Regions from separate parts of the Homo sapiens genome. Here region 1 is linked to region 2. Evidence: read pairs that join two places in POLR2A ChIA-PET (ENCODE). Cell type or tissue: GM12878. All regions are shown on one strand. Each heading gives the region's core, and the rest is flanking DNA. Links, peaks and the distances in the headings are about the cores only. Region 1 has its middle 7.5 kb from the start of MIR5703. Region 2 has its middle 24 kb from the start of SCYGR1.

What was found. Peaks named below come from ENCODE experiments on the same cell type or tissue, not always from the same donor. Only the 100,000 strongest peaks of a DNase experiment are listed, where the experiment ranks them.
Region 1: POLR2A ChIA-PET joins it to region 2 with 11 read pairs; 11 of 35 experiments call an interaction of 5 or more read pairs at or near these places.

The regions. Positions count from the first base shown.
Region 1 is chr2:227,462,484-227,466,872 of GRCh38, reverse strand. No RefSeq gene overlaps it. Among named protein-coding and RNA genes, the nearest start is that of MIR5703, 7.5 kb to the left of the region's middle. RefSeq lists enhancers at 3,183-3,242, 4,143-4,202. In GM12878, for the core only: no CTCF peak of the experiment used is centred there; no DNase peak of the experiment used is centred there; H3K4me3 peaks cover 1,037 bases; H3K27ac peaks cover 1,358 bases.
Region 2 is chr2:227,409,304-227,413,692 of GRCh38, reverse strand. No RefSeq gene overlaps it. Among named protein-coding and RNA genes, the nearest start is that of SCYGR1, 24 kb to the right of the region's middle. RefSeq lists an enhancer at 1,884-2,083. In GM12878, for the core only: no CTCF peak of the experiment used is centred there; DNase peaks (open chromatin) are centred at 2,142 and 2,642; H3K4me3 peaks cover 408 bases; H3K27ac peaks cover 2,401 bases.

The DNA of each region.
Region 1 (4,389 bases), core at 139-4,138, 53 kb before region 2:
TTCCTTCCCCCCAGCCCCATACACTGCAGGCCTCCTCCGGGAAGGGACCAAGTCTGTGTTTGTCCACTACTCTTTCTCCAGCACTCACTGTGAGACTTGGCACTTAGAAAGGGCTCAGTAAATATTGGTTGGATGAATAAATAGATGCAGCAATGAGGAGGCAGAGATAAAGCTTTCCTCACTTTGATGCAGCAGGTTCAGCATTCTGTGTATTGTTGTCTCTGCTGTTTTGGCTCCCAGAATGACTACAGTTCTGTCAAAGCTACAACGGTTTTGTTAAGGAACTTGCAAATTCTGAAATCAGACTTCCAGTGGTAAGAATCTAAAACCTCCCTGAATGCTGTCTGACTTGCTTAAAGGTTCTTGGCCTGTCTTATCACTAGTGGTGAGTCAGAGACTATATCCCCGACAAACCCTGGTGTTTGGAGAGGCCCCAGGGAGCCAGGGAGCCAGCAGCAAGCTGCCAGGTCATCTTAGACTGCTCCACCCTCCATGCCTGCAGGCAAGGCCCCAAGAGGAGGCCTCCTGTTTGCTTGAGAGCAAAGCAGGACTAGCAATAACCAACATCATGGAATGGCCAGTGGTGGCTTTGTCCCTGGAGGGCTTTCCATTCATAAAGGACCTCAATTAAGACTTTTCTTTTTTTTTTTTTTTTTTGTGACAGAGTCTTGCTCTATTGCCCAGGCTGGAGTGCAGTGGCACCATCTTGGCTTGCTGCAACCTCCACCTCTTGGGTTCAAGCGATTCTCCTGCCTCAGCCTCCCAAGTAGCTGGGATTACAGGTATGAGCCACCATGCCTGGCTAATTTGTGTGTGTGTGCATGTTTTTTTGTTTTCTTTTTTTTAGTAGAGACAGGTTTTTGCCATGTTGGCCAGGCTGGTCTCAAACTCCTGACCTCCAGTGATCCTGTCACCTCAGCCTCCCAAAGTGCTGGGATTACAGGCATGAGCTGCCGCGCCTGACTTAGGTTTAGACTTTTGACAATATCTCTGAGTTACTGCAGTGTCAGAAAGATCCATTGACAGAATAGAAAAAAGATGTTGCCAGTCATGTCCCATGCCATTCTTGCCACCTGCATTGCACTCATATTTTTAGTAAGTCTTGGACCTACATTGTGAATAGTGCAATTACCGTGTTTTCTTTGTTTACTTGTATATTGTTTAATATTAGTTTAATATTAAACAATATATTGGTTAAGTTTAATTATTTTAGAATATGCCACAGTTTGGGGAGGCCCTGTTTTGACATCTCTTCATGTTTTAATATTCTGGGACCCTCAAAAAAATTGAACTGGTCACAAAGCAAGCTACCTTCTTCCCCAAGCCCCCACGTTGCTGATCGGCTTTCCCTAGCCCCAAGTCTTAGAGCACAGAGCCTCTCTCAGAAGCCCCTAAATCCTCTCTTAAACACTCAGTTTCAGTCAGGTAGCTCTGGGTGGCTGGGGACCCTCAATATTGTTCATTCTTTTTTTTTTTTTTTTTTTTTGAGACAAGATCTTGCTGTGTCACCCAGGAATACAGTGCAGCAGCCTAATCATGGCTCACTGCAGCCTTCGACTTCTGAGCTCAAGTGATCCTCCAGAGTAGCTAGGACTACAGGCATGCACCAACATGCCCTTCTAATTATTGTTTTTAATATTTTTTGTAGAGACCAGGGTCTTGCTGTGTTGCCCAGGCTGATCTCGAACTCCTGGCCTCAAGCGATCTTGTTGCCTTGGCTTCCCAAAGTGCTGCTATTACAGGTGTGAGCAACTGTGTCTGGCCTCAATACTGTCCATACTTAGAGTCTTCAGATCTTCCCTTCCCCTGCCCCTGCGGTGCCCGGAGCTGCTTTGGATTACGGAGAGGAGTTACCTGATAGCAATAAGCATTTACAATGTAGGAAAACTGGAGCTGTAGGTTTTGCATTTTGATTCACATTCTTCGCTCCCCATGGTGTGACATTTTCCGCTTTTGGCCATGGAGCCAAAGCTCATTTTTACAGCCCACATAAGTAATGCAAAAGAAAAGTAACATTGGCCCCATTAACTCCCCCAGGTTCCACTGGGTTTCACAGAGTGAATAATCACAGGGCCTCAAGTATAAAGCACTGTGGAATAATAGTCGACTCAATTTTTTTCCCCCGTTTCTTCTTTTGAAGGTACCTTCCTTTAGCTGTGGTTTGATTATTTTTAACATTGCTTCCTGACTTGCTTTTTAATTTGTAAGAAGTAGCATGATAGAAAAGAAAGAAGGGGCAAAACCTACAGAGAACAGCACTTGGTGTATACTTCCTGGAAATACCAGTGTGGTTTCTGGGCATACTCTACAGAGAGCACCAGGGATGTAGAAGCTAGACACCTGAATGGCACACATCCCTTACCACCAGTGGCTGTGGCACTGACAGGTGGATACCTGGCTTCTCTTTCCTTAGAGATGCCAGGAAAAACAGAGAAACTGCAGACCTGCCCTCCAGCTGTCCGTGTTGTTGGAGACTTTTTCTTTTACCTCGGTTCATTTTCCACTGTCATTTGTGAGCTGAATTTTGTGCACTCAGAGAGCAGGGACCAGGTCATATCCTTCTGTGTCTCTACTTTGCTGGGCTATAAAAGATCGCTCATAAATTGCATCAGTTGATTGACTGATCCAAACTCAGGCCATTCTAAAAGCCCAAAACCATTGCAACCTGACTTTAGTTATCCATTTATCAGAAAGACATTTTTTTTTTATTTTAGAGGGAAACCAGAAGTAGCTTTCAGCCTGCCTTTCTTCATTCATTCAGTGAATATTTACTGAGTATCTACTCTTTACCAGGCACTGTGCCAGACACTGGGGATTCAGCAATGAACAAGACAACATCTACTTTCCTGGGGTTTATGTTCCGTTGGGAGGGAGAACAGACAAACAAATTAATATAATGGACCAGGTGATGCTAAGTGCTCTAAAGGAAAATGAAGCAGGGTAAGGTAATAGCATGTGAAAGGAGAGGATGCTACTGGGTGGTTAGGGGAGGCCCAGAGTAGGCGAAGCAGGGGAAATTCTCGGGGTTGCACATATCAGAAGTCACAGGTAAGTGGACTTCTGTGCATGGAGGCTCTGCAACCAAGCAGCCTCCCTCCCTTGGTCAGTTCGTGCCAGAATCAGGATTCCTGGGCTGCCCTAGTCGCCTGTAGAGGACTTGAATCATAATCTTCAGAAGCCAAGCGGGAGAGAAAAGGTCCCTGCCTCTGCAGTGCGAAGAGAGTCCAGGGTAAGAAATGCTCCATTCACGTTGTCAATGGAACTTTGTTCTTGCCCATTACTGAAAAGAGAAAGGGGATCTTCCCTTCTGGTTCAGGGGAAAGAAAGAGGCCCCTGTGGGGAGAGAAACCTGCTTTAGTTATCAGAAAAGAAACATTAGTGGGGCTTGCTGGGCCTACAGAAAAGGAAAATGGACGCTACCCATCAGCCCTCCATTTTGAAGGGGTCAGATGGGGGTATTTTAAAAGTGGGTCTCTAAAAAAACCTCCTCTCTTTCTTTTTGTATTTCTCAACAAATGCTGGCAGATAGGCAATGGCTCATTAGACAGCATGTGCTGAACTGAGTGCAAAGTAATTCCCTTGAGCCCAGTTGACTGATGTTGCCATCATACCCCATCCCCTGAGAAGAGAATCGATTGCATAGAGCTCCACCGTTGATCCCCCAATACCAGTGACTAATGTTTCCCGGTTGACTAAGCACCCAGTTAATACTCACAGCAGCCTTTGGACATAGATTTTATTGTTATATCCATTTTACAGATGAAGAAACTAAGGCTCCCGAGTTGAGGGCTTGCCAAGGTCACATAGCTGGGAAGTGATGGAGCTGGGATTGGAAGGCCAGTGGTTGGACTTTAGAGGCCATAATTTAACCGGTACAGTCAGCACTGTACTCTGTTGAATCCTTTTCTTGTGAATCCAAACCAAGGCCACATGGAAACAGGAAAACCTAGGAGGCACTTCCTGGTCTCGAGCTGGGCTCTAGGAATACAAACATCCCAGGACATAACTGGGCTCTGTTAGCCTGAGGTTTCTGCTTTATAAGGATGCTATGCCAGCCCCGGGGCTCCAGGATGTGCACTTGAAGGACCTGTTTTCACTCAAGAAGTTATTCAAATGAGGGAAATTACCTGAAAATTTACACATACCAAGTTCCCAGAGTGAAAACAGCCTGAATATTCATTTAGGTAACTTGCTACACAGAGGTGTCCCTGTTGAATGTGCGTAGAACTTATAGCAAAGGACTTACGGCGAAAATTCCAAGTCCGCTTATGAGTGGGGAAGTCCCTGGAGCAACTTTACAGGAACAAGGTCATGGCCATTTTTACCATAAGGATACCCTTATCAGTTTATCATTAGTCACCACCCCACCTCTGGGGCATTAATGATTCA
Region 2 (4,389 bases), core at 316-4,315:
TGGCTCTGCACACATGATTCCTTTGAGAGCTTTTCTCCACTGGATTTCACATGGCCACAATTCCTACATTCCCTCCTGCCTCTCTCGCCCGCTCCTTCCCGGGCATCTTGGCTGGCAACTCCTCCCCTTCCCAGCCACTACGTGTTAGACTTCCTTAAAGCTCAGGGCTGGACTCCCTTCTTTTCTTGCTGTGTAATTTTTTCCAAGATGATCTCATCGACACCTACAATTTCAATTACCTTCTGTAAGCCAATGACTTCCAAATATATAGTTCCAGCCCGTACCTCTCCTCTGAGCTCCTGCCCATGAATCTAATCGCCTCCTTCCCATTTCCTCTTGTCAGTGTCTCTGTAACGTCTGTGTTGTGTGTCCTGGCTGTTTATGATTTGCTTTTCTTTGACAACTATAATCTCCAGGGTAAGTTTAGTTCCCTTCTAAAACCATTTCCTCGGGCCAATCTTCCCTGACCTGCCCTCCCCGCCCCACAGTCTATGCCAGACCCTCTTTCACTTGCTCTCCAAGCACACTGAGTATTTCTTCTGTATTCTTCAGAAATCCTGGTCTCTTACACCTCTTGGGTTCATTGTTCTCAGGTGGACAGTAAATTCCACAGGGCTAAGTCTACCGCCTTTCTCTTAGTATCGGAGCACTTAGCCCAGAGCCTGGCACATACGAGGGCCTCAGTAAATGCATATGGGATGATTGAAAAACTTTAAGTAAACTAATCAAACCCTCTGAGATACTGAGAATTGTTGTTTGATTTTAGTTCAGAGTATTTTGTATTGGGCTGTGCTTGTTTAAGTTGTAACCCTCAAGAAGGTTTCCTCTGTTTTTATATATATATATATTTGCCATCCCTTCTGTTTTCCTAAATTCTACCTAGGTAGAAAACTGAGATGGTTTCAAGAATGAAACACACTCTACTCGACAATTCTTTAGCTCTTGCATTTGACAAAAGGGATCAAGTTCTAGAGGATAGACCCTCTAGAGGCAGTAAATGCTCAACTATTTACTAAGTGTGTGACCTTGAGGAAGTTATGTCACCTCCTTTGTTACTCCCTGGGTTCTTCATCTGTAGAATGATGCCACTAACACCTACCTGTGTCACATGTATAGTGTATGCACAGGGTCTGACACAGTGCCTGGCAATAGTAGAGGTCCCCTATTTGTTTAACAGATTTTTTTTTTGTGCACTCAGAAATGGGACAGATACTGTTTCGGGCACTGAGGATACAGCAGTAAATGAATCAGACAGATCCTGCGCTCAGGGGGCTCACATTCTAGGGCAGGGGGGAGGTAAGTGTTGGTGGGGGAAAAGACAGGAAAGATAAAGCCAGATAAGAGCATAAAGATGAATGGGGTAGAAGTGACGGTGTTTTAGCTGTGGGGATCAGAGAAGACTCCCATAAGGTGAACAGGAGTAGGAGTCAAAGATATTCATTCCTCTATTCCTTTGCTCCTCTGCAGGGAGAAATCCTACTTCCCGTGGTTACTAGGGAGAATGCCTCACTCTAACTCATTTCTGTCTGGGTGGGAGCAGTGCCAACAGAAATAAGAGATGGGTTTCAGGAGGCTCTGGCCTTGATAGGCATATGTCATCCCACCCAGGGAGTGCAATGCAAGGTCTTGTTGGTTTCTTTATTCCATAATAGTTGATATGCAAACTAGATTAGGCACTGAGAAATGCTTCTGTGTGGCCGGGCGCGGTGGCTCATGCCTGTAATCCCAGCACTCTGGGAGGCTGAGGCGGGCAGATCACTTGAAGTCAGGAGTTCGAGACCAGACTGGCCAAGATGGCAAAACCCCGTCTCTACTAAAAATACAAAATTAGCTGGATGTGGTGGCACACACCTGTAATCCCAGCTACTCGAGAGGATGAGGCTTGAGAATCTCTTGAACCCGGGAGGCAGATATTGCAGTGAGCCAAGATGGTGCCACTGCATGACAGCCTGGGTGACAGAGCAAGACTCCGTCTCAAAGAAAAAGAGAAAAGAAAAAGAAAAAAAGAAATGCTTCTGTGTAATGGAACTTCTGTTTGGGGAGCAATAGGTAAAAATAAAACCCTAGGAAATCCCCAGGTCTCTCTCAATGGGTTTGAGGTAAGAGTTGGCAGGTTGGTTTCGCCTCTGCTTGCCTGTGGGCAGAAAACCAAATGAATCAAAAGGCAGCCAGAATGGAATAACTAGCACCTTAAGATGACACCAGGAAACCTTGAGGGTTTCGCAGGCCCTCAGGATCTAAGCAGACAGTATGACTAATTTGTCTGTGCCCTAGACTTAGCTGCCTGTCTTCCCACACTTGTGGCTTCTCCTGAAAGAGCAGGAATGGCTGTGTTGAGTTGTTGCCCTGCAAGGTTGGACTTGAATAAAATTCAAAACACTTCACATCTTTGGGACTTAATAGTTTTTCTGAAGTAAGCTCCATACAGTTTCTCCTGTATAGTCAATGGGAGGGAATAAGGAAGAATGGGATATGTCTCCCTCCAAGAACCCAGGCACATTGCGTAGCATTAATAGACCCAAACAAAAGGATTCCCCTTCTTTCTCCAGAATCCCTCTTCAGCTGCACAGCTTGCAGCCACGAGAAGGTGAGTCTCTGTTGTGGAGAGAGACACATTTGGCTGACTAGGGGTACTGAGAATTGTCAACCTATAAATAAAGCATTCAGTCAGAAATTGTTAAACTCAGAAAAGCAGCTGAGAAATTAGTAACGGTGTTACTACGTTAAGATTTAAAGAGCTGGCCAGGCACGGTGGCTCACACCTATAATCTCAGCACTTTGGGAGGCCAAGGCGAGTGGATCACCTGAGGTCAGGAGTTCGAGACCAGCCTGCCCAATGTGGTGAAACCCCGTCTCTACTAAAAATACAAAAATTAGCCAAGTGTGGTGGCACATGCCTGTAATCCCAACTATTCAGGAGGCTGAAGCAGGAGAATCGCTTGAGCCTGGGAAGCAGAGGTTGCAGTGAGCTGAGATTGTGCCACTGCACTCCAGCCTGGGTGACAGAGCAAGAGACCATCTCAAAAAAAAAAGAAAAAAAAAATTAAAGAGCAAAGCAAGGCATGTGCCCGTAGTGCCAGCTACTCTGGAGGCTGACATGGGAGGATGCTTTGAGCCCAAGAGTTTGAGACCAGCCTGGGCAATATAGCAAGACCCTATCTCTAAAACAAAATTAAATTTAAATTTAAAAATATTTATGGAGCTGAGGGTTTTTAGAAGTATTTTACCAACTTACAAATTCTTACAATTTAGCAGCTCCAACACAGGCAGAGGGCAGATACACAAGAATCACTGCCAGTCACGAGGCTGAGGAGAATTTCAACACTGGTATGCATCTGTTCCTGAGGCCAATCCCTTAGCAAGGAAATCAGACACTTCTTTCAGATGCCTAAAAGTATCAAACACAAATATTTATGCGTCCAGGTATTAAAATTCATCAAAGGACCTTTCAAGTCGTTATACTAGCTGCTGTTGTTCTGTTCAACTCTAAGTTTCAGGAGCTTAACAAGTGTGTCCCAGACCCAGCCAATTCCCTAGACCACCCAATGTACCCGCAGTGGCCAAATGTCCCCTCTTGGGGTGTGGCCAGTGAGATTCTCAACTAACTTTTCTTCTATGTCTTAATAACACAAGACCTTCTATCCCTCCTTTTTTTTTTTTTTTTTTTTTTGAGATGAATCTCACTTTGTCGCCCAGGCTGGAGTGCAGTGGTGTGATCTCGGCTCACTGCAACCTCTGCCTCCCAGGTTCAAGCCAGTCTCCTGCCTCAGCCTCCCGACTAGCTGGGATTACAGGTGTGCGCCATCATGCCTGGCTAATATTTGTATTTTTAGTAGAGACGGGGTTTCACCATGTTGGCTAGACTAGTCTCGAACTCCTGACCTTAGGTGATCTGCCTGCCTCAGCCTCCCAAAGTGCTGGGATTACAGGTGTGAGCCACTGTGCCCGGCCGTATTCTTCCATTTTTAAGATTTGAGGCCCTTCTCTTAATTTCAAAGGGAAATGACTAAGAGGTATAACTCAGGAAAGACGAGCTGAATGTTAAGGGACAAGAAACGTCAGACTCCAGAGTATCCACAATGCTTCCAGACTGATTCTAAGTCCAGTCACATTTCTGTTAAGAGTGATCTAACAAGAAGCCAACAAATTATCTAGTCTAGAATCAGGGCTTCAACTGGACAGACCATTCAATACATTGAATATATGTGTGTGTGTATATATATGTGTGTGTGTATATATATATATATATACACATATATATATATACTTTTTTTTTTTTTGAGACAGAGTCTCACTCTGTCACCCAGGCTGGAGTGCAATGGCACGATCTTGGCTCACTGCAACCTCCACCTCCAGGGTTCAAGCAATTCTCCTGCCTCAGCCTCCCAA